Linked DNA regions of Homo sapiens: region 1 is linked to region 2. Evidence: chromatin loops called from intact Hi-C (ENCODE). Cell type or tissue: Caco-2. All regions are shown on one strand. Each heading gives the region's core, and the rest is flanking DNA. Links, peaks and the distances in the headings are about the cores only. Region 1 holds the start of LINC02682 (long intergenic non-protein coding RNA 2682). Region 2 overlaps LOC107984370 (a long non-coding RNA gene).

The links. Hi-C counts contacts between places; a loop is a spot of excess contacts. Peaks named below come from ENCODE experiments on the same cell type or tissue, not always from the same donor. Only the 100,000 strongest peaks of a DNase experiment are listed, where the experiment ranks them.
Region 1: a loop joins it to region 2, with 2.0 times the contacts of the local background. A loop is called at or near these places in 3 of 110 quality-filtered maps.

Annotation. Positions count from the first base shown.
Region 1 is chr11:15,906,034-15,918,278 of GRCh38, forward strand. LINC02682 (long intergenic non-protein coding RNA 2682) reads left to right here and starts at 4,900. Exons shown (of 3, transcript NR_183670.1): 1 at 4,900-5,037; 2 at 5,753-5,851. In Caco-2, for the core only: no CTCF peak of the experiment used is centred there; no DNase peak of the experiment used is centred there.
Region 2 is chr11:15,846,324-15,858,568 of GRCh38, forward strand. It overlaps LOC107984370 (a long non-coding RNA gene), which reads left to right. Exons shown (of 4, transcript XR_001748058.2): 3 at 911-1,058; 4 at 9,286-9,388. LOC124902800 (a long non-coding RNA gene) reads left to right here and starts at 11,189. Exons shown (of 2, transcript XR_007062963.1): 1 at 11,189-11,365; 2 at 11,975-12,245. In Caco-2, for the core only: a CTCF peak has its summit at 6,057 (motif pointing right); no DNase peak of the experiment used is centred there.

The DNA.
Region 1 (12,245 bases), core at 1,626-9,625, 58 kb after region 2:
CCGGCATCTGGTGCTTCGGTCCTCTGGGCCACCGGGCATTCTCTCCTCTGTGACTCCACACAGCCGACCTATTTTCTGGACTCCCATTGTGTGTGCTTGATGCTCAGAGGTACCACCCACCAGCTAGAGCCATCTCGTTGTCCTTCAAACTCAGCCAGCCATTGCTTCCTCCTAAAACTTCCTTGGCCCCTCCAAGACACCTTGCTGACACGTTAATGGTGCCACGTGGTCCCTAGGACTACCCTTCTCTGGGCCCCTACCAGGCACTGAGCTCTGAACGGGAGCTTGAAATAGGCCCCCTGGGTTAGAGCACCATCACCTTAGGAGGTGGGCGGAGTCACTCATGTCACGGATGGGGACACTGAGGCTCAAAGAATTTAAGTCTTTTACCCAAAGTCACAGCTAGTGGGGTCTGCAGCTGGAATTTAGAACTGGGCAGTAAAGAGCCAGGGGCTGTCCTGCTGTCTTTTCACAACACTCCCCTGGAGGGGAGCAGAGAGGGAGCCACCAGCTTTGCTTGGGGAGAGAGAAGCGTGAGGAAAAGCAGAATAAGCAGAATGCAAACGTTAACAGTGAAAGCAGTAATTAAAGGAGGAAAGGACAGCATCCAGGCAAACAGGCAGGGAAGAGCACTCCGAGGGGAAGCGGAGACCGTAGAGGCCAAGAGGAAGGAGAAACGGCAGCCCTCTGCGGCTCTGGGGCAAGAGGAGAAGGAAATGGGGGACAAGGCTGGAGAGGCAGGCCGGACTCTGGCAGCACCGCCGACCCACAGCCCCTCCACTCACACAAACAGACACACACACACCACACACAAAACCACACTCACACACATACACACGTCACACCGGCCCTACACACAAGCGTGTACACACACACACCCACACACACCTGCCCCCACACACACACATTTCACACACACCTGGCCCTCTACACACACATATCACACTCACACACATACACACATCACACTCGGCCCTACACACACGTGTATGCACACACACACACCACACACACACCCACACACCAGGCCCTACACACACACAGACACACACACCTCACACACTGCCCTACACACCTAGCCTACCAGACACACACACATCCCACACCTGGCCCTCCACACACACACACACACATGCGCGCCCCACACCTAGCCCTCCACACATACACACACCCCACACATCTGGCCCTCCACACACACACGACACCAGGCCTTCCCCACACACACCACGCACACACATACACACACTATACTTGGCCCTATACACAAGCATGCACACACACACACGCCATACAGACACACACCACACCTGGCCCTACACACACACCACTCACATACACGTCACACTTGGCCCTACACACACACACATACTACACACCTGGCCCTCCACACACACACACACCACACTTGGCCCTACACACACACACATACACACCCCACACACACCCCACACCTGGCCCTCCACACACACACACATCACACTTATACAGATACATCAGTCGGCCCTACACACACACACACACACACACACACACGGCCCTATATACACATGCACACACACACACCACACACACACCACACCACATACACACTTGGCCTTCCACACACACACACACATCACACACACACAGACATATATACACAACACCCATCACACTTGGCCCTACACACACAAACACACCACACACTGGCCCTACACACACACACACACATCACACATCACACTCAGCCTTACACACACACACACCACACACCTGGCCCACCACACACACTCATACAAACACACACATCACATTTGGCCCTACACACACACACCCCACACACACTAGGCCCCCTACACACACACACACACACACACCAGCCAGCCCTAGGGGCTTAGCCCTTGTTCTCTGGGTGAGGAGAAGCCATGGTGGGGATCCATGATGGGAAGTAGAAAGCTCAGATCTGACTGGAGACCCATCCCTCCCTCAATAACCCCTGTGGAGCCCATTCTGGAAGTCATGCGGAGCCACGTGAGCACTGCTGAGACCAGCCCAGATACAAAAGACAGGTCTGGGAGGCATTCAAGAGGCATAACTTTTTAAAGTATATTGTTGTCTGGTTTATACGGCATTTGATCATATTCAAGTGGAAGAAAAATCTTTGGTTTGATTTTTCCCCTTTAAAAAGTGTTATTCGTGCTTATAACAAAAACAATTTTTTAAACAAGCAAAAGTATATGAAGTAAAAAAGAGAAAGTCACCTTCCTGTCCTCCCCAATCTACTCTGCCCAGAGGTCAACACTGCCATGAATTTGGTCCTTTCTGAACCTTCTATTTGCACAAAGGTATGTGGCTATGCACATGTAGAGGGTGTTTTTCTTACTTAAGAGTTATACATACTCTGTATCTTGCTGTTTTTCACTCAATAATATATGGTGAGCATCATTATTCAACCATTCAATAAATATTTGTTCGGATCCCACTGCGCAGACAGGGAAGTCAGGTTCCTGCCATCACAGTTTTCACAGACCCGGGTAGGGGAGACCGGCAATGGGAAGGAAGTCATTGAATAATTACAAATTGTGATTAGGGCTGTGATGGTGCGGTGTGAGACAGTAATGGGTGCACTGATTTGAGACGGGGTGAGGGGAGTCCTCTCTCAAAGGAGACATTTAAGCTGAGACTGAAAATATAAGAGCCAGAAGAAAAGCCTGTGAGATAGGGGGGACAGCCTGCACCAAGGCCCTGCACAGAGCAGGGAACGGGGAGGAGCTCAGCAGGCTCAGACCTGTAGGGATCCCAGTGCCATAGGGGCTTGGTGATCTAGGACAAGAGAGGCAGGTGATGAGGCTGGGAGATGGGAAAGGTCTGTCGACCAAGGTAATGAACTTGCATCTTGTTCTAAGAACAGTGAGAGAGTTTTAGGCAGGAGAATTATATTATTTGACTTGTGTTTTAAAAAGAGACTGCTGTCTGCTGCTTAGAGAAGGGATTACAAGGGAACAAGTATGGAGGCAGGCAGACCACTTAGAGATAGGATTGGCAAAGCAACACCTCTCCAGAGATGTCCACATTCTAATCCCCAGACCTGTGAATGTGTTGGGTTATGTGGCAAAGGACATGTAAGTTGGAAAAAGGGGGATGCAGATGGAATTGAGATTACTAGTCAGCTGACTTTAAGATAGAGACATTGTCCTGGATTACCCAGACAGGCCTAGTGTAATCACAAGAAACCCAGAGAGTGGAAGTGAGAAGCAGAAAAGGAGGTCAGAGTGATGCCAGATGAGAAGGACTGGATGAGCATTGCTGGCTTTGAAGAGGAATGAAGGAGACCAGGAGCTGAGAAATGCAGGAAGCCTCTAGAAATTGGAAAAGGTAAGGAAATCGAATCCTCTCTGGATCCTCCAGAAAGGAATGTAGCCCTGCTGACAGCTTGATTTTATCCCAGTGAGACCCCTTTGAGACTTCTGAGCTATTGAATTATAAGATAAAAATTTGTGTTGTTTTAAGCCTCCAAGTTTTGGGTAATTTGTAACAGCAGCAAATAGAAGACTAATTCAGGAGGCTAATGCAGGAGACTGAGTGAGAGGTGCTGGGGCTTGGACCAGGAAGGTGAGAAAGAAGTAGAAGAAATAAATATTTATACTTACAATGACAAAGAGAGAGAGACTCATGGGCTGGGGGAGACTTGGGGACCAATTGGATGCAGATGTTGAGGGAGAGGAAGTCCTGGGTGTCCCCAGGTTTGGGGATAGAGAAGTGCATGATGGTGGTACTTGACTATGCCGGCCCAGTGAGGGCAGGAACTTTGTGTCATTCGCTATTGTGTCCCCAGCACTCATCCAAATGCTGGAACATAGCAGGTGCTCAATAAATATCTATCTAATGAATTGATTAAATAAAAGAAAGAATCTAGAAAGCCCAAGGTTGGGCAAAAGCAGTGAGTTCAAAGCTCAGCACTACCTCTCCTAAGCAGCTCTGTGGCCCAACACAGCCATCAGTAGGGTAAGGAAAGATGATGCCACCATGGAGGAGCTCTTTGGCTGCACCTGTGCTTGTGGGGCTGCGCTCAGAGAGAGTATGGCCAGCTTCAGGGTCCCCAAGGCAGGCAAGGCAGACAGGAGGCGGCTCAGTGACATTACCCACTAATAGGAGGTCCTTATCACCCAGGATGGAGCCGGGTGCTCTACTTAATTTAGGGGAAAGCTACTCTCCGGGAAACAGGTACCAATTTGCAGCAATCACAATAAGAAACATGCTCTCTCTGGCTGATGCAAGCCAACAAGGTAATAGGGCATTGTGCTGTGGGGAGAGATCAAAAGGATTTTTTTTTCCAGGCCCACGGTGGGCACTTAATCCATCTTTCGCTCTCTCTCTCTCTCTCCCTCCATTACGGCCGTGGATGTACTATTTACAGGACCTACATTAGCTGCCTTTTCAGATATCGCACTTCCTCAAAACCACTTCAGAAGGAAAGTGAATTAGAAATGAATTTGAGACATATGAGCGGCTTTCACTGCCTCCTCCCTGCTCCTGGCCAGCAGCCTGCGGAGCTGGGACCCACACTCTCCCAGCACTGGGTGACACCGTCCCCCAAAGTCTGTGGACACACTGAACCCGCCCATGGGGCTGGTGTGGAGCCCCGAGGCCAAGGGTGAGTGCAGGGCAAAGTGTGGGCGAGGAATTAGAGCAGGAAAGGCTCACACTGGGCAGAGGCAGAGGTCGGAAGAGCGGCTCAAAGAACCAGATCCCGGGAGGTGGTCATTTTGGACAGCCCTCTGCCTTCTGTAAGGCCCCCATCAGGGACAGAGGCCCAGGCTCCCAAATGGGCCATCCACTTATAGCTGTCCAGGCTGCCTCACTCCTGCCATGGTCCCTCCCTGACTTTCTGGGGGCCTAGGCGCTGTGACTAGTTCCGGCAGTTGCCGGACGCCATGTTGGTGAAGCGCCGGGGCTGCTAATGCTCCCTCCCCTCTTCCTCTTTGGCTCTCTCTCTCTCTTTTTCCAGACACCTTAAGGAATTCAACAACCCCTCCCCTGCACACAGGCTTCTTCCAGGTGTGAAATTCCATGAAGGGCAGAGGGAAGGCAGGCATGTGGGAGTTTTCTGTCCCTTGAGTAGGAGAAAGTTTCAGCACAGGAGAACCTGCAGTCAGAAATCCCCTAGCTTGGGCTCCTGCTTGTATAGAGGAAAAAATCTGTGAACAAAGTGACTCCTAGAATTCCTAAAACTAGGACTAGAACCTGACATTTCTGACCCACAACCAAATGCTTTTGCCTGTGTTTGATGAGTTTAAATCAAAGTGGTACAACTAGAAAGAAACTTGGACTTCATCTAGGCTGAGATTTTGGACGTGAAGTTGGAGCCATGGAGGGAAGAAGGGAATCCTCTCCCACTCCAGCTCCCTTTAAATCGTCTTCTTTATTGGGATTTCCCCTAAGAGTCTGGAAGTGAATGAACTATTTCAAGAAGGGGAGAAGCCAAAGGCACACCCCAGGCCATGGGCCTCCTTTTCCACTGCTGGGTTGATGTCTGTGGCAGGCAGGCTCTATAAAGGCCCCTAGTGATCACTGCCTCCTGGAATCTGTGCCCTAGTAATCCCCTCCCCTCGAGTGTGGGCTGGACCTAGAGACTCACTTCTAACAGATAGAACATGGCAAAAATGACGGACTGTCACTCCAAGATTAGGTTACCCAAAGATTCTACTTCTATCTTGCTCACCCTGTCTTACTTGATCTCACTCTCTCCACCTCTCTCTCTGAGGGAAGCCAGATGCCATGTTGCAAGATTTCCTCTGGAGAGGGCCTCTTGGCAAGGAACTGATGTCTCTGGCCAGCAGCCAGCGAGGACCTAAGATCTGTCAACAGCCATGTGAGTGAGCTCTGAAGCAGATTCCCCAGAGTCAGGTTGACGATGACTGCAGCCCTGGCTGATACCTTGACAGCATCCTTGTGAGAGAACTCGAAACCTTGGGAGGACACAGCTAAGCTGTGCCTGGCTTCCTGACCCACAGAAACTGTGTGATGATAATACATGCTTGGGGTAATTTGTCACACTGCAGTAGATAATGAATACAGGCCTTTCTGGAAGGGTGTTTTTCATGAGCAGGGACAGCCATGAAATTGCCACACTCTGGTGTTAAACTCATGTCAGGAGACCCAGGGTCCATTTTTGGCTCTGCCATTAATTCACTGTATGGCCTTGGTCAAGACCTTAAACATTTATGGGCCTTAGTTTCTCCCAATGCTCAACTAGGGAGGACTTCATGATGGCTCCAATTGTATGTGACTGGAGAACTAGGAAAGGGAAGTTTCCATGCCTGAGATGACTGCTGACAGTCCTGAGAAAGGAGACAAAGGGACAGATGCCTGATGGGCCCTGACCATCCCTTTTGCTCTTTTCCCTAGCCCTGAACCGCATGGCATGAGGCATGGCCTCAGTCTTCAGTGACATCCTCTGACCTCAGAGGCCCTGGGTCTCAAGACCTGACAGGATGAAACTCAAGACACTGGCAGCTTCCTTGGGAGGAAGAGAACTGCCCTCCCCGCCCCACAGACTCTGTGCCCAGCATGTACCCTGCCTTCTGCCCCAAAGAAACCTTAATTGGTCTTCTCCAGCTTTCTGTCCTCTCAAGGTCCCACAGGGACTCCTAGCTCAACCCTCCACCCCCAGGTGGAAAACCTCCTCAGGGGACCTGAGTGCCCAGAGAAAGTTTCAGAGGCAAACACCCACCTCTTCCTTTCCACAGACCCCTAGCACCAGCACAGGCCCCTGCAGAGTGACAGGGCCCCAAGACCTTCCCCTCTGTAGCCCAGGTGAAGAGCAGGTGCTCTTCCCTCCACACCAGGCCTAGGATGGTCCCCAAGGTTCCACTGCCCTCCCTTGAGCAGCAGGAAAGCCTGGGAAAAGACAGGCAGCTGCACCACTCCTGGGGGATGAAAACAAGCCCAAATAAGGGTCCATTTATACCAACATTCCTTCAGGCTTCAAGGGAATGCCAGACCAGGGCAGTCTCCCTGCTGTGGCCTCGCCCTTACTGGGGCCAGGCCAGGCCTGAGTCTCTAGGCCGGGAAACGCCGTCTTGCGCCCCAGCAGGCAGGACTGCGGTGAGCAAACTCTCTCTTCTTTGAGTGTGCTTTTTCCTCTCACTGGGTCTCCCGGGAAGTTCCACTGAAGGTCAGCACAAGTTAGGGGTCCCTCAGGGGTTCCTGAAGCCCTGACAGGCAGTGTCTGTAGCTTCTGTGATCACTGCAGAGGGCTCCTACCACCTTTTATGCTCTGGCTGCCTCAGCCACCCTTCTCTTTCGCTCACAAGCTATCCAATCCTCCTAACTCAGAATTTCTCAACCTCAGCACCTCTGACATTTTGGGCTGGCCAATTATTTGTTGTGGGAGCTGCCCTGTACATTACAGATTGTAGAGGAGCATCCCTGGCCTCTACCCACTAGATGTCAGTAGCACACCCCCACCCCACTGATTATAACACCCAAAATATCTCCAGATATGCCAAATACCACCCTCAGTGGAAAGCCACTGTCCTAAATTTAAAGGGCACTGATCAAGTGTTCTAGCTGCAGGGCTTTGTGAGAAGAAAGGCAAGTGGCAGAGAGGAAGGGATCCTCACTGGACCCATGGCCGCAAACCCACACACTCCTAGCTCTCTCCCTGTCTCTCTCACTCCTTCTCTCTCTCTCTCTCACACACACACACACACACACACACATACACAATAACTTGAAAGGCTGGAATGTGTGTCTCTGTTGTATGAATGAAGACCAGAAGAAGGTTAAGTGGCTTGCCCCAAACCACACAGTTAGGCAGAGGCAGAGGTGGGACTCAAGCTAGGCCCATAGGCCCTGACCCATACTGTGCACTATATTGCAGCCCCCCTTCTACAGATGAGAAACTCATGGCCCTTGGACCCTTCTGGAGCCTGAGAAGAGACTGCACCTCCCTTGCTGCTCGTGCTCCCCAGGGGTGTTGGTGTCTGCCGCCTACTTCTAGTGCCAGGCCCCCAGCATTCTCCAGCTCAGTCTGGGTTTCCTGAACCCCCTTGATTGAGTTGTACCTTCCAGTTTCTGAATTGTCCTGATCTTGGGTGATCGATTTGCATACTGTATCGATCTCAAGGGCTGTGTAATATGTTTGATTTGTGGCACTTTGCATAATTTTCTGATTAAGTTGCTTATTTAACCTATTGACCTTTTCTCTTAATTAGAGTATCTGGGTACTGCAAATGTTGAGTAGTAATCAAGCTTCTCGTTTCCCTGAGTGGAATCGCGTCCCTGCCACTTCCCTGCTTCTTCATGATGCTGGCTTCCTTTGGAGTGGGGCACATTGAGCCAGCTGGCCCCCACCTTAACCGAGAGGAGGAAGAGGGGTGCAAGTGGGGCCAGGTCTTTTCTGGTCCCTGCTGTTCAGAAGTTCAGGACCAGGCCAAGACAAGGGACAGCATTGTTTAGAATAAGTACAGTAGTCTTGTCTTATCTCCAGTTTTGCTATCCAAGGTTTCAGTTATTCATGGTCAACCATGGTCTGAAAATAGGTGAGTACAATACAATAAGAATTTTAAGAGAGACAGCATATTCACATAATTTTATCACAATATAATTTTTCCATTGTATTACTAGTTATTGTTCATTTCTAACTGGTCCTAATTTAGAAATTAAACTTCATCATAGATATGTATGTATGTGTGGGAAAAAAATAAAACAGATGCTCCTCTACTTAAGATGGGGTTACAGTTTCTACTGACTGTATATCACTTTCACACTATGGTCAAGTTAAAAAATCCTAAGTTGAACAATCGTAAGTTAGGGACAATCTCTATATACATACAGGGTTTGGAACTGTCTTTGGTTTCAAGCATCCACTGTGGTCTTGGAACGCAACACCCGAGGATAAAGGAGGACGACTGTATTGACAGTTGAGTGGATGAATCAAGACAGGGGTGTGGCCCAGAAGTTTGGACACCCTGACAGTTAGCTATGGTTTGTAACAAACCACCCCAAAATGTAGTGACCTAAAACAACACCCATCTATTATTTCTTATCAAACTGTGGGTTGGCTAGACATTTTTGAAGATCTGGGTCAGACTGGGATGATTTGGGCTGACTTCACTTATGCATCTGCAGTGAGTTAGTGATTTGCAGGGACCTGACTGGTCTACCCCTCAGCTGGAATGACTGTGGTCTACTCTTCCGGTCTCTCATGTCCCTCTAGCAAGTTAATCTGGGCATGTTCTCATGAGACTATAAAAGAGCAAGGATCAAGGTGGCAAGAGAGCAAGCCCTAGTGCACAGAGCTTGTGAAGCTTCTGCAGGCATCACATTTGTTCCCATACCATTGGCCAAAGCAAGTGATCTAGAATCAAGGGGTATGGCGGAGCACCTTGCCCACAATAGGAGTAAAGAAACAGGTCTGGCAAGCCTTTCTGTCTGCCTCAGCATAAGAGGGACCCTAATTAAGTGTTGAGAGTCTTGACACTAGTGCACAACACAGGTGAGCCTCCTCTTCTTGCTCCATCCATCTGAGCACCCGCCCCCAAACTCTAAAGCTGAATGCTGTGAGCTTAGGCTCCAGGGAAATGAGGGTTCAGGGTACAGTTCACTACTGCCTCTATTTTGGCATCTACTTCTTGGAGGACCTCAATTAAGATACCCTTTTGGAGCTGTTACAGACCTGCTTGTTTTCTAGTCATAGTGGGGCAGGAGAAGACAGAGAGGCTGTCTCAAGCTCTTGGTGGCTGCGATCACTGTCCTCTTTCCTAGTGGGGTATGTCATCTTTGCTCTTGCTTCTCTGGAATAAGTGGAATACAGCTTCTGCCTCCAAGGGATCTATGCAGGATGGGGCATAGCTCTCTCCTACTCTCTGACATCTAACCCTGTCTGAAAGGGGAAGAATTGGCCCCATGGAGGACCCCAGATTATTTTCAGAAATCCCCTTCACCAGCATCCAAATACCTCCTCTCCCCTGTTTGGTAGAATGTCCATTGTCTGCCAAAATCCACTCTCCTCTCCTTTCATAGAAAGAGCTTTTTGTTTGTTTTGTTTTACAACTTTATTGAAGTATTAATTACATACAACAATCTGCACATATACAATAAAGTACACAATTTGATGAGTTGGATGCATGGACACACCCATGAAACTACTACCACAATCAAAACAGTGATCATAGCCATCACTCCAGAAGTTTCTTTCTGCCCTTTTGTAGTTCTTCCCTTCTCCTCAGCCTCCCTCATGCCCAGGAAGTCACTAATACGCTTTTTTGTTACTAGACATTGGATTGAATTTTCTAACATCTTATATAATTGGAATAATGCAATATGTACTCTTTTTGGTACACTCACCATAATTATTTTGAAGTTCGTCCCTCTTGTTGCGTATACCAAGAGTTCATTCTTCTTTATCATGGAGTAGTATTCCATTATGTGAATATACCACAATTTGCTTTATTCATTCACTTGTTGAAGGAAAACTTGAATTATTTCCAGTTTGGAGCTTGCTATGGTTTGAATGTTCAAATTCAAATGTTGAAACTTAATCCCCAATGCAATAGTTTTAAGAGATGGGACCTTTAGCAAGGGATTAGGTTATGAAAGCTCCACCATCATGAATGGGATTAGTACCCTTATATAAGGATACACAGCGTTCACCCCCTTCCACCATGTGAGGATGGAACAAGAAGTGTGGTCTGTGAAGCAGAGAGCCCACACCAGACACTGAATCTGCTGGTGCCTTGATCTTGGACTTCCCAGCCTCCAGAGCTGTGAGAAATAAATTTCTGTCATTTGTAAGCCACTCAGTTTAGTATATTTTGCTGTAGCAGTCCAAATGGACTAAGGCAGGGCTATTACAAATAAAGTTGCTATATGTATATACAAGTAGACATATGCTTCCTTCTCTTGGGTAAATATGTAGAATTAGATTGTCTGGATCATGCAGTAGCTGTATGTTTATCCTTGAAAGAAACTGCCAAGATACTGTTTTAAATGGCTATACATTTTACATTCCCACAAGTGGTGTATGAGAATTCTAGTTGCTTTATATTCTCACCAACACATGGAGCGAACAGCCTTTTTAATTTTAGCCATCCTAGTGGTAGAGTAGTAACATCTCATTGCAGGTTTAATTCATATGTGTATTTGCCATCCATCTATATTATCTTCTCTTAAACTGGGCATATGATTGTTGAACTACAGACTCTATTTTTCAACCTCCCTTGCAGCTATTTGTGGTCATATGATTAGTAAAATATGAAAGAAAATTATTTTTTCACTCATGCTTGCTTAAATGAAAATTGCTTGCCCTCAATTTGTACTTTGTATCAATCAGCTTTTGCTGTAATAATACTGCATAAAATCACTCAAAACTCAGAAGCAAATAAACAAAAGTATCTATTTCTTATTCACAGGTCTGCAGGCTTTTGAGTAGCTGCTATGTTCCTGGTTAGGGGTTGAGTTCAGGTCAGTTCCACATGTTTCATTCTAGCACCACAGCTCCAGAAATAGCAGCTACCTTGGGCAGGTTTTGCTCATATCTGAGGTCAGAAGCTTCCAAAGGATCAAACAGAAACTCATGATACCTCTTCGGGCCTAGATGTAGAGCTAGAGCAGGGAAGTTTACCCAACCTGTTAAGCTGAACCAAAAGGAAGTTAAAATTTGTTAAATAATATATAATCTACCAATGCACTCTTCCTCTTCCCTTTAGCTAGAACATGGATGTGTTTGTAATCCACTTTTGGCCCTATGGGTTATCATTCTAAGGGATGGTGGGGCATCAGGATGGAGGGAACCTAGGTCCTTGAGAGTTCTTGTGGAGTAGAACCACCTGCTGACCTGGATGGTGATGCTCACTTGATGATTGTTAAGTTAGAATAAGATAACCTCCATCTTTTTAATGACACTTTATTTTTAACCCTCTTTGTTTCAGCAGCCTAGATGCTACTCTAGTATGTGCTCCAGCTGTTTCTTTTCCAGCGCAAGGAAAATTTTTGTTTTGCTTTGCTTTAATCTCTTTTCAGGTGGAAAAAAAAAATGCCTAGGAAGCATTCTTTCATGTCTAGCCACCCAGAAGAGGGAAGGTCCTAGGGTCAAAATGCAAAGGTTAATACTTCACACTACCATCTTGCCGCAGAAGCTACTCCCCTGGGTGTTCCCAAGAATCCTGGGAACCAACTTGCCATATTCAGAACACTTCCTTCCCTGGTCTTCAGTCCACATGTTCACTTTCCTCTTAAACAGAGCTCCTTGCCTCCTCTCT
Region 2 (12,245 bases), core at 2,931-10,930:
ACTGTCTTTTGAGAGGATTAAGTGTAATTATAGTAAGTGCTCAATAAATATTTGTTACTGCTGTTGTTATAACACACTATCTTCTTTATAAAATGAGATTGCAAAATAATGTGCAGGTAATTTTCTTAAAAAGCACCATGGTGAGTATGTCACCAGTTATTCCCTTAAGGAAATGTTTACTTTTTTAAACATTTTTGTCATGGATCATAATTGTTATTTATTTTTTTTTATTCATTCAACGTTTAGCATAAGCCTACTATGTGCAACACACTGAGGTAGGTACTTAGGACACAGAGATGGGTAAGCCTGATCCCTGGCTTCTGGGAACTCACATCTAATGGGTAAAAACAGAGTGAGAAGTAACAGATATCCATAAAAAGCTATGAGAGGCTGGGCGCAGTGGCTCACGCCTGTAATCCCAACACTTTGGGAGGCCGAGGCGAGTGGATCACGAGGTCAGGAATTCAAGACCAGCCTGGCCAAGATGGTGACACCCTGTCTCTACTAAAAATACAAAAAAAAAAAAAAATTAGCTGGGCGTGGTGGCAGGCGCCTGTAATCCCACCTACTCAGGAGGCTGATGCAGGAGAATCGCTTGAACTCAGAGGGCAGAGGTTGCAGTGAGCCGAGATCATGCCACTGCACTCCAGCCTGGGCAACAGAGTGAGACATTGTCTCAAAAAAAAAAAAAGCTATGAGAAAACTCTGTCATTAAAGAACCCACTGTCTGGGGATAGTTGGTACAACATCCAGAGAGGTATTTGAGCTGAATATTAAAGAAGAAGAAGAATATTAATATTTATTGCAATTTATTGGGACTGTTCTGTGTGCCAATCACCGAGTAGTGGTTTATCATTTTACTGGAGTCTACATAATAACTACATAAGGTGAATACTTTGTCATTTTGCAGGTGAGGACACTGAGTCTTAGGGAGGTTAAGAGAAGTGCCTATAATATTTCTGTTGGTATATCAAAATAATTGAGATTTCAACCCAGATCAGCGTGGTTCTGAAGGCCATACTCTTCCTTGCAAACAAATGGGCCAATCAGCGACTCAGGTGAGAAAAAGAAAAAAAAAATTGTCCTGTGACTTACAGGCATGTCTTCACGGTTTTTTTAAATGTAATATTTGATACATACAAAATAAATTGTTGATGCATTTAAGTTTCTATATTTGGATATATAAATGTATATTTATTTTTAAAAAATTATATGTACATAATATGTATACATGTATGATTATTTTTTAGATGAATAGCTTGTCAGGCATTTTGATACATAGAAGAAGAGGGTTATATCTGTACCAAATATGATAATATTTTTATACATATTGGTAACCTTCTTTCTCACTTAACAACAGTCAAGAATGTATTTTTGATGTCAGCAAATCTATGTCTATATCATCCTTATTAATCCTGTTACATGTTCTTTGAATGGATAGATACCATCATTTATTTAACCTATTCTCTCTTCAAACATTTAGCTTCATTTCAATTTTTAAAATTGTCATGAATAACGTTGTGATGATCATCCTTTGCACAAATGCCTTTGCCTATTTATCTAATCATTCTCTTAAGATAAATTTTTGGAAGGGAAATTGCTGGGTCAAATGTTTAAGATCATTGATGTGTTTTGCCACATTGTGGCAAATGTGAAATGTATTTGAAATGTATTTGCACATTTCATCATGTGCAAATTTATACTTTCATTAACAGTTTATGAAGGTGGCCTGACATTTTGGCTTTTGTTTTATATTGCTATGTTTCTTTTTTTTTAATCTTACTGATAAAAAGGATTTAAAGTCCTTTAAGTCTGAAGGCTAAGAACCCTTTGTCTTTCACACATTCTATAGTGTATTTGCCATACAGAAATATTTCATTTTTATATAGTAAAATGTATATGTTTTTTATGGTTTCAGCTGCTGATGCAATATTTAGGAAAACTTTCCCTAATCGTGATCATAAATTTCCCTTTAGATATTTTTGTGGCCTCAGTTTTTACATTTTATTTTTTAATTAATTCAGAATTTAATGGTGTAAGGTAGGAAGAAAAAATCCAAATTAATATGTTTTCGGGTACCATCTTTTGCCCATCTCTCCACAAATGAGATATTACTTCTATTATATACCACATAATAGCATGGAGGAGTGTTCTGTTATTTTCTGCTGATCCATTCATCTATTTTTTTCACAGAATTATGCTATTTTAATTATTACTGCTCTATAGTATATTTAATGTCTAGCAGGGCTAGCCTCTTCTCATGGTTTTTTTTTTCAATAATTTTAATATAGTCTTTTCCATTTTTTTAGTTCCAGAAATGAGGTTATGAGGTAGAGGATAACTTTTGAAAGTATGACAGTAATATGCATGACAAGGGGTGTTGTGGTTTTTAAAAAAATAAAATCAATCTCATAATTTCATAGCCACACTCAGTTCATTTCCATGAATGATGTGATTCTGGCACTTAGAGTCTGGCATGCTCTATCTATCACTAAACTTACTATATTCTGTTTGCCAAGGACCTTGGCAGGAGCCTTTGTTCATTCTGTCTACATGGAAAGCCAATATAGCATCATAGTAGGAGTGTAAGATCTAGCTGTGTGACCTTGGGCAAGCTATTGTACCTCTCTGAGCCTTGGTGTCCACATTTGTAATAGGAGAGTAACAACACACTTCCTCATAATATGTGAGCTATTACAGATGGAAGGCATTTAGAAGGGTGCCTAGCACAGAGTCAATGAACATTAAATACTCAGTGTACATTAACTAGTGTCATTGTGTACCAGTGGTCTTGTCACTACAGGAGTTTGCTGACTCGGAAGGGGAAGATTGAAGGAAAGACGTTAAATCAGGAAATATGGGTTAAATAAAATGAAATTTCACAAGCCTTTGCATATGTTTTTATGACTGAGAAATTATTGTTAAGTTGTTATTTCTCATGGCATCCAGGGTGCTAGGTCTTTAAAGCAAGCTGTGGCCTGGCTACAGAGGGGCCATGTAGTGTCAGGGCACACCTTCCACATGAGGACCCTGAACAAGCCAGTTCATCTAAACTTACCGCAGATTTTACATAGCACTGTCACTTTGACCTTTGACAATCTAGTCAGCTGAGAGCTCAGATTTGCTGTCAGACTTCAGTTCTCCCTCCCGCCTCTGCTCAGAGCAGATCTCTGCTGCTGTCAGCTGAGAGTCCGAGTATGGGTACTGAGCTCGGCAGTCAGACTGCTCTGAATTAAAAGCCCAGCTCTGCCACAAACCACTTCTGTTTTGGTCCTTTCTGAAGTTTTCTTCAACTGAATAATGAGTATGTTATGCCTTCCCTGCCAGTTTACCATGAGGATTAGGTGAGAATAATATACAGGAAAGCATTTTATAGAATGCCAGGCATACAGTAGGTGCTCAGTAAATGTCATTGTATCAGTAAGGAATGTTTGATTCTAAGTAACAGAAAATCAAATCCAAACTAGCTTATACAGTGAAGAAAAATTATTGGTTCTATAATTGGAGATCCAAGAAAAGGCTGGAATTCAGGAGTAGTTCAATTCAGTTGCCTAACCATGTCACCTAGAATTTGTTTGTCTATTCATTTATTTGTTTCCTCTCTTTTCACCCTGCTCATCATATATTCAGTTTCTCTCTAAAGCTCTCCCTGTCTCATAGTTCCAAAATGTGAGCAGGTATCCAAGGAGAACAAAATAGGACCACACCCAGATATTTCCCCAGATGAGTTAGAAAAAGCTCTCCCAGAAACCCCCAGCAAATTTCTTTTCTTGTAATTCAACAGCCAGAATTGGGTCATGGCCAGTCCCTGAACCAATAATGATGACCAGAAGAGAGATTATGCACATTCCCTGGTCTGAACCACAAGCCCTAGATATAGAGTCACATTTTTACCAGTGCAAGAACTATGTCGAGACAGAAAGATGGAAACTGAACCAAAAATCAGAGTAATTACAGAAAGAAGGGGGAATGGATATAAGGAAAAGAACTATAATGTCCACTCCTTGTTTCCCCAATCCCCAGCAGAATACAGATGAGTGGATGGACAAGTCCTCACTGAAACTTGAGACCTCAAACTTTTGATTGGATACTGGATCAATGAAGGGGGGAATGCTCAAACCACCATGTAGTGACTAAAAATATGCTTCCTAAACAATAACAGGGAATATAGCAATAATAATAATGTACATAGTTTTAAAATATTTATGCCTTTTTATTTTTATTTTTATTTTTTATTTTATTTTATTATTATTATACTTTAAATTTCAGGGTACATGTGCACAATGTGCAGGTTTGTTACATATGTATACAGGTGCCATGTTGGTGTGCTGCACCCATTAACTGGTCATTTAGCATTAGGTATATCTCCTAATGCTATCCCTCCCCCCTCCCCCCACCCCACAACAGTCCCGGGTGTGTGATGTTCCCCTTCCTGTGTCCATGTGTTCTATGCCTTTTTAAAGATCAAAAATAGCTTTATTCAAAACCACTTAAGAAGTAACTATTTGGATCTATGCTGAAGGCCAAATATCAAGTCATAGGCACACTTTTTTTTTTTTCTCTTCAATTCCTTCTGGCCCTGGGACCTTTCTCTTTCAGTTGTTCCCTTTCTCTCTGCTTCTCCTCCTGCTTCCCTTTCTCTCTCTGTTTAGATTTTATTAGCCTCAAGTACCTGGGAAGAAATCTGGAGTGAGAGGGACAGAGGTGCCCCACAATGTGGGGCCCAAGACCTGAGTGGCCCCAAGTGAATCCTCAGCCCATTGCCCACTGCAGAGGAAAACTTAGTCTCCCCAAAAGGTTGAATGGCCGAGCCCTTCATGCCTCTGGGTTGCTAAGCAACAAACACTTCAAGTTTGGAAATCTTTATCCACACCGGATATATTATCCTGGCAAATTGGACTTTCAGATCTGGCAGCAATGGAAAGAGTAACTTTTTTAAAAATAGAGACAATTTAGATGATTTCAAAGACATCTGGTCTCTTTTTCCAGCAATGTCTGACTCTTCTCTTTCACTAAGCATATTGGATCCAAACACTTCACATGTACAAAAGCACAAGGTCCCCGAAGAAAGAAGTGTTTCAGTCGCAAAAAGCCGACTCACAGAAAGTGCTGCCAGTTGGAAAGGCCTAGAACTGACTAAGGCAACAGCAGCAGGGCATATGTTCTAGTTTCCTCCCTCTATTTGACCCTTCTTTTAACCTGGTTTCTTCCAAGTGCCCCTTCCCTCTCACTCTGATCCTCTCTGGTACTAATTCTCTTTCCCACCCTCTGTCTTGCATTCCCTCTTCTCCTTTCTCTTTTCCTCACTCCCACCTTTCTCCCAGCAAACTTCCATCCAGTTTTCTTTCTCTCTATCCTTCCTTCCCCAAGTTAGAGAAAACACAAGGACAAGAGTCAACACAATGACACGGGCCAGGATCCTGGGTCTTCTTCCTGCTTCTTCGGTGGGGGATGGAGTTGGTTGTTCATTCCTCCTTCACTCCTAAACAGTCCACAGGAGTGAACTTGTGGTTGAGGTAATCTCAGGGCACATTCTCCCTCCGCTGTGTCCTTTAAAAAAAAATTGAAGACAAACCCAAACACCAAATAGCTCCTCCACCTGCTTGCTAATGTCTAGAATTCCTCCAACAGAGGACATTACATTCCAGAATTAAAGACCAAGTTTCAAACATAAATAATAAACAACTCACATCTGGGCAGCTCTTAATAGTTTTGAAAACACGTCCAGCTGTTTCTCACAAATTCCCTCATTTGACCCCCACAATAATCTAGAGATGGAAGCATTATCATTGCTATCATCTCCATTTCAAAATGAGAAACCTGAGGCTTAGTTTAAGTACCTTTTCTGAAGTTACTTAAGGTGTAACCCAGATCCATCTGACTCTAACGTCCACATTTTTCTCCATGCCACTTACTTCTCCAAGAGGGAACCGTAGTGACTTGGCATGATGAGAAGCCTTCCCTAAGTTCTTCAGACCCCAGATTCCCCCTTGATCTCTACCTCTCTGAAATCCTTGACTTGTGATTATTGCTGTTGAAACCTGTCAGTGGGGTATGCTGCCACCAGATGGCAGATGACACTCTGGTTTCATGGAGAGCTCCAGACTTTTACCATAACTAAAAATGGGAGTCAAGTGTTTTTCCATATTTTTATCTCCTTATAATCAAAATTATAGTTCACTAAAAAATAGCCAAACAGCATTCCACATCTACAAAGATGAAGATGACGTGAAGCAAAAATATATACAGTTGTCCCTCGGCATTCTGGGGAATTGGTTCTAAGACCCCCTACGAATATCAAAATCTATAGATGCTCAAGTTTCTTACATAAAATGATGTGACATTTGAATATAACCCATGCGCATCCTCCTGTATATTTTAAATCATCTGTGGATTACTTATAATACCTAATACCATGTAAATGCTATGTAAATAATTGTTACACTGTAATGTTTAGGGAATAATGACAAGGGCAGTCTGTAGATGTTCAATACAGACACAACTATCCATTTTTAAAAATATTTTTTATCCGTGGTTGGTTGACTCCACAGATACAGAAACTATGGATATGGAGGGCTGACTGTATTTAAAGGAATAAATTTACATGATATACTTATTTGATAAATTTGATAAATATATTTATTCGAGAAACATACATGATGTATTTATATACATGATATACATACACCATATATTATATATATAATGGACCTTGACTATTAACAAGCCTAACTCATTCACAGTCTACATCAAGTTTCTGAGATATTGGCAAAGGCATTTTAGGGTTATTGCCTTCTTATCCTGGCCACTCACTTCCCTAAATACTAGCCCAACTGGAGAAGACAGAATGGTTCTCAAACTTTAGTGAACATCAGAATCACCCGGAGGGCTTTGTTAAAGCACACATTTCCACATCGCAACTCCTGAGTTTCTGATTCAGTAGGTCTCAAGTGGGGCCTGAGAATATGCATTTCTAACAAATTCCCAGGTGATGCTGATGCCACCAATCTAGGGACCACATTTGGAAAAGCACTGGGCTAAGGCAAGACACCCTGTTTGACTGTCGTAAGTTCCCCCTTTTCCCTTGCCTCTTACCAAGAGTGTGGAGAAGAGAGATTGAGCTCCATGGCCTCCTGGCCAGAATCTGGGGTCTTACTGTGAATGACTAACCAACAGCCTCAAATGCTGTGGCTGGCACAAATTAACTTTGGGTCACTTTCAGTACATATTTCTGCCATTCATTGCCACCTTCTGATCAGATGTTCTCTGATATCAATGCCTATCAGCAGATCATTAACTATACCGACAGGAAATGCTAACATCTATTAAAGCTGTCAGCACTGAGGTAAGCAATGCTTTAATTAGCTCATCTAATTGTCGTAATAATTAATTGAGAAAGACAATATTATTAACCCCCTTTTACAGATGAGAAAACAGAGGATCAAGATTACAAACCCAGTACATTGCAGAGCCTGGACTAAATACCAGCTTTTGTCTATCTTCAGAAGATAAGCTCTCAGCTTTTAGATACTGACTCTTAAGTTTCCAATGTGGATACTAAAAGTTAGATTCCTGCCTCCTCAAGTCAGTTTCTTCAGGCTCCTGTGGCTTCCGTTTTCCCAGCCTTCTCATTTTCCCTACTGGTCTCTGTCTATGCCCACCAACCAGTCAGGACATCTCATGTAGTCTCTGTCTAAATCCTCTGCCTTAGTCCACCATACTGGATGAAGAGGGGAAACATTTAGAAATGAAGGTCCCAAGGTTTCCCAGAGTCTTAGGCAGCAAAGATAAGTTTGACTGTATTCCCCAGATGATACTTTCTATGGCAGAGAAATGGAATCAGATACCTTATAATGAGCTCTAACAGATGTTATGTTGGTGAGTTGAAGCAGCATTCCTAAAAATCTGTCCCATTTAGAAACAAACTATGCAGACTTAGTATGAAAGAAGAAAGAAAGAGAAAAGAGAAAAAAGAGAAAGGAAGGGAAGAGAGAGAGGAAGGAAGGAAGAGAGGAAGGAAGGAAGGAGGGAAGGAAGGAAGGAGGGAGGGAAGGGAAGGAAGGAAGGAGGGAAGGAAGGAGAGAAGGAAGGAGGGAAGGAAGGGAAGGAAGGAAGGAGGGAAGGAAGGAGAGAAGGAAGGAGGGAAGGAAGGGAAGAAGGAAGGAAGGAAGGAGGGGAGGGAAGGAAGAGGGAAGAAGAGAAGTAGGGAGGAAGGAAGGAAGAGGGAAACAAAGAACTAACATAGGAGAAAACACAGCAAAAGAACAAAAGGAAATTCTTCACAATTATTTTATGTTTTATAATATCTTAATAAGCATATAAATTCAGGAACATAAGGGCTGAAAGACAAGACAATGAGATTAAAAAGAAAAAAGGAGATTGAGGATCTAAGGAAACAAATTGAGGACCCACACCACATCATTACAAAACTAATGCAAAAATTAGAGATAACAAGGAACAGGTATATTCCACTGAAAATAAATTATTTACATGGATGAGAGTCTGAGATAATCACAGTAAAGGTAGATTAAAACAAAAACATTAGAGAAAGTACAAAGAAGCTAATAGATTTTTTAAAACACCTAATAAAGAAGTATGCAAATCCAAAAGTAAAATTTTAACAATCATCTAAATAAAGAAAAAAAATTGAATATGCAAGTTGAAAGACATACCATGTTCCAGGAAAATTTAATGCAGACAGTTCAAGATAGATACATACAAGTTAGTTAAATAATGGCACTTTGAACATTCATACAGTCAGGAAAAGCACATCATTATAAGGGGTTCAAATCAGGCTTGCCCTAGCCTCTCCCACAGCAACATTTCATGCCAAAAGACAGTGTTCACAATGTCTAAGGGAAAGAAAGTGCACCCAGGATATTATGGCCATACAAGAATGGTATTAAATAAAAAAGCAATGAACTTTCTCAGACATGAAAAACCAGGAATACAGCACCCATGAGCCCTTCTTGAACAAAACTATGTGACAATAATATTCAGCCAGTTAAGAAATAAAGAAAAGAAATAAACTTAGGAATTGAAATATCATGAAAAAGCACTAGTGGTAGGTAACAAATCTATTTCCTGAATTAAACAATACCTCTCTATGAAGCCTGCTCCATCTGCCTTATTTACTATGGCAGAGTGTGCCCCACCTTTCTCCAGCATTCGTGGTCTACCTTACTTTGCTTTACTTTTGGCTTTGGTTCTAAAGAATGGCACCCTATATTTTACTTTTTTGTTTGTTTTTTGTTTTGTTTTGTTTTGTTACCTTCTGCCCCATAGAAGTTAATCGGGGGAGCTGGGATTAAACACTTGCATGAAATATGGAAACTATTCTAGTCATGGAGCAGAGCCTGGGAGCCATACATCTGAACAGTGTAAAAATAACAAGGTAACTAACAAGACTTAAGTTTTGTTGGGAAGGGAGCTGGAAGAAATCTGAGCACTAATGCCCTTATCTTTCACAGCCCAAACACAACTGATACTAAAATTGAACCATGTAGTTTCAGAAGAAATGATGACTGCCACCTTTTGATGTTTTAGATAATCATTTAATTAACCTGAGAAGATTTTTCAAAAAATACTATGCTACAGTAAAGAAAAATTTATTCAACAATTTCTATAGTTTTACTTTGGTATATTTTTTTCTGTTGTATTCCAGTAAATTTAAAGTTAATACTTCATATTTTAAGATAGCATTTACAGTTATGATCTCATTTTTATTAAAGTGTTTTTAGATACGTATGTGTATGAATACAAAAACAATAGTGATGATGTTTATTTATTCTTAAGGAGAGCTATTTCTGAGTAGTAGTATTTGGGTTAATTTTACTACATTCATGTTTCAACTTTTTTCTATTAATTATTTTTCATGAGCATAAACCTTTTTTCAAATATAGTAGAATGGTCAGTCTTTGTTTTAAAAAAAGGAAAAAAAATGACTGGGAACATATATGTCAAGATATTGATGTAGATATAGATGTGTTAGTGCACATGTTGGAAGTGATAGAACTTGAGCCTTAACCTTCGGTTAACTTGCATTTCTTTCTGCTACCAAAACTCCCTCTTGGACTTGCAATATGAAGTGAAGAAAACTAACGCTAACTGGAGAACCCACTAGGTGCTTTTCCATGAACTTTTGGTTGCCCCTAGTGTAGGAATAATTTCACTATTTTAGAGGACAAATTTGAGACTCACATAGGTTGTGATTTGCCTAGTTTTGTACAGTAGGAGAGATGATAATAATAATAATGTAGTGAGTACTCTATGGAGAATCTCTCTTGGTCCATTACAGCAGCATGTAATGCCTGTCATTTTTATTTATTTTTAAAATGTGGTCCAGAGAGATGACTTATATTGTCAAATGTCCCACAGCTAGAAAGTGGCAGTGCCAGGACTAGAACTCAGGTCTGTCTCAGACTCAAGCCCATGCTGCTCTCTCTACTATGCTCTCACCAGGCTGGGGAAGAGGAGTGGCCATGCTGACCACCCATAGGGTCTCAGAGTGATTGCAATTTGGCTGCTTGGACCCTGCCAGAGAGCCTCAGAATTTCAATGTATTCAGAGCTAGGAGATCTGTGGGTTGCCTCAGTCATGAATCTTCCTGTCCCCTCCTAGATGTCCCTGCTGAGCTGAACAGGCAACATGGCAGCTCTGATGATTTCCCAGGGTAGATCCAGGGCCAGTCCCCTGGGATCTCAGGCCCCATCTCAGCAAGCATTTACTAGGTGGCTCTGATACAAACACCCAGCCAAGAAATAGTCCCAAATAATGGCCAGGTGAGTGTAGACCATAGCTCCATCCAATGGGTGTCAGGAGATCTGGATTTCCATCCGTCTTCTGCCGTCTCTTTGTGGTGTGACCCTCAGGAAGTCACTTGATGTCTCTGAGCCTCATTTTCCTTCTCAGCAAAATGAAAGAGTTTTACTACTGGACAGCTTTCAAAGTTCCCAGCTCAATATTTCTATGATTTAGTCAGAGAATGAGGGTCTCTCTTCGTAGAATCTGGGTGGTTGGTGGCGGGGTTCTCTTTGAGAAGGTATATAGCAGCCGGGGAGGGAACCAAGTCAGCAAGGAGGAGAGGGCTGGGATTACCCCCCAGACAGAAAGGAGCAACTTCAAGGAGGTGGGCCCTCAAGGCCGTGGGAAGGGGTCTTCAACACAGACCTTTTCTTTCCTCCATCAGGTGGGTCTTGGCAGCTGGGATGCAGGCGTGCATGGACCACAGACCTTTAGGAGATTATCTGCTAATCATGGCCTGGACATGAGCACTCAAGAGGTGTTGCCTGAAGAATGAGATGCTTTTTTATGATGCAGTAAAAGAGAGGAAATCGCCTTGGCCTCTTGCCTTGTCCTGTGCTAAGTAAGCGGGCAACCTGAGCCCAGCCTCCCATTGGCAAAGGCTCTGAGAGCTCAGAATTTCCACCAGGGGCTGCCATTTCATAAGGAGGCTGTGGGGGGTGGGGGGGCGGAGTGGGGGCAAGAGAGACAGGCCCTGTCTCCAGACATTCAGGAGAGGCCGAGGATTGCTAAAACGACACTGAAAGTTTAGAAGAGCTAGGGTCACACACTCTACATTAGCAACATTATATTCTCACAACCGGAGAGTAAATCACTGGCCCCATTTAGGGAAAGAATTTCCCTCTAAATGCTACTATTGGAATAATCAATTATATCATCTCTGAAAAGTAGCCCATGCCCAGAACCAACTCTCCTCCCACTGACAACTCCCATTCACTTTCAGGATATCTAGTGATAATTTTCCCTCCAAAGATAAAACAGTGAGTTCTGCCAGTATTTCCCAACTGTCAGCCAGGAACTGTGTTGAGCACCTTAGCACTCGTAAGAGTTAACGCAGTGAGCCAACATGGATCCGGTAGCTTTACATGCATTAACTTATTTAGTCCTTACAACAATGCAGATTCAGTCAAATAAAAAACAAAGTTAATATTGTTATTCCCCCCATTCACAGATGGGGACACCAGGTACCAGAAATATTAAGATGCTCAAGGTCATACATACAACTGGTAAGTAGCAGAGTCAGGAATCAACTTCAGGCTGGTTTATGCTTTTAACCACCGCACATCTGCCTCTCATCATTTATCATTGTAAAGGTAGGTATCTTGGTTCTCCCTCCTTCCAACACCATGCTTCCTCTTAACACATGTAGGAAGACCCTTTTGCCTTTATTTCACTCTCTCCCAGGCTCCTTCCCATGGGAGGGATGGCTTATTGGTGGGTGC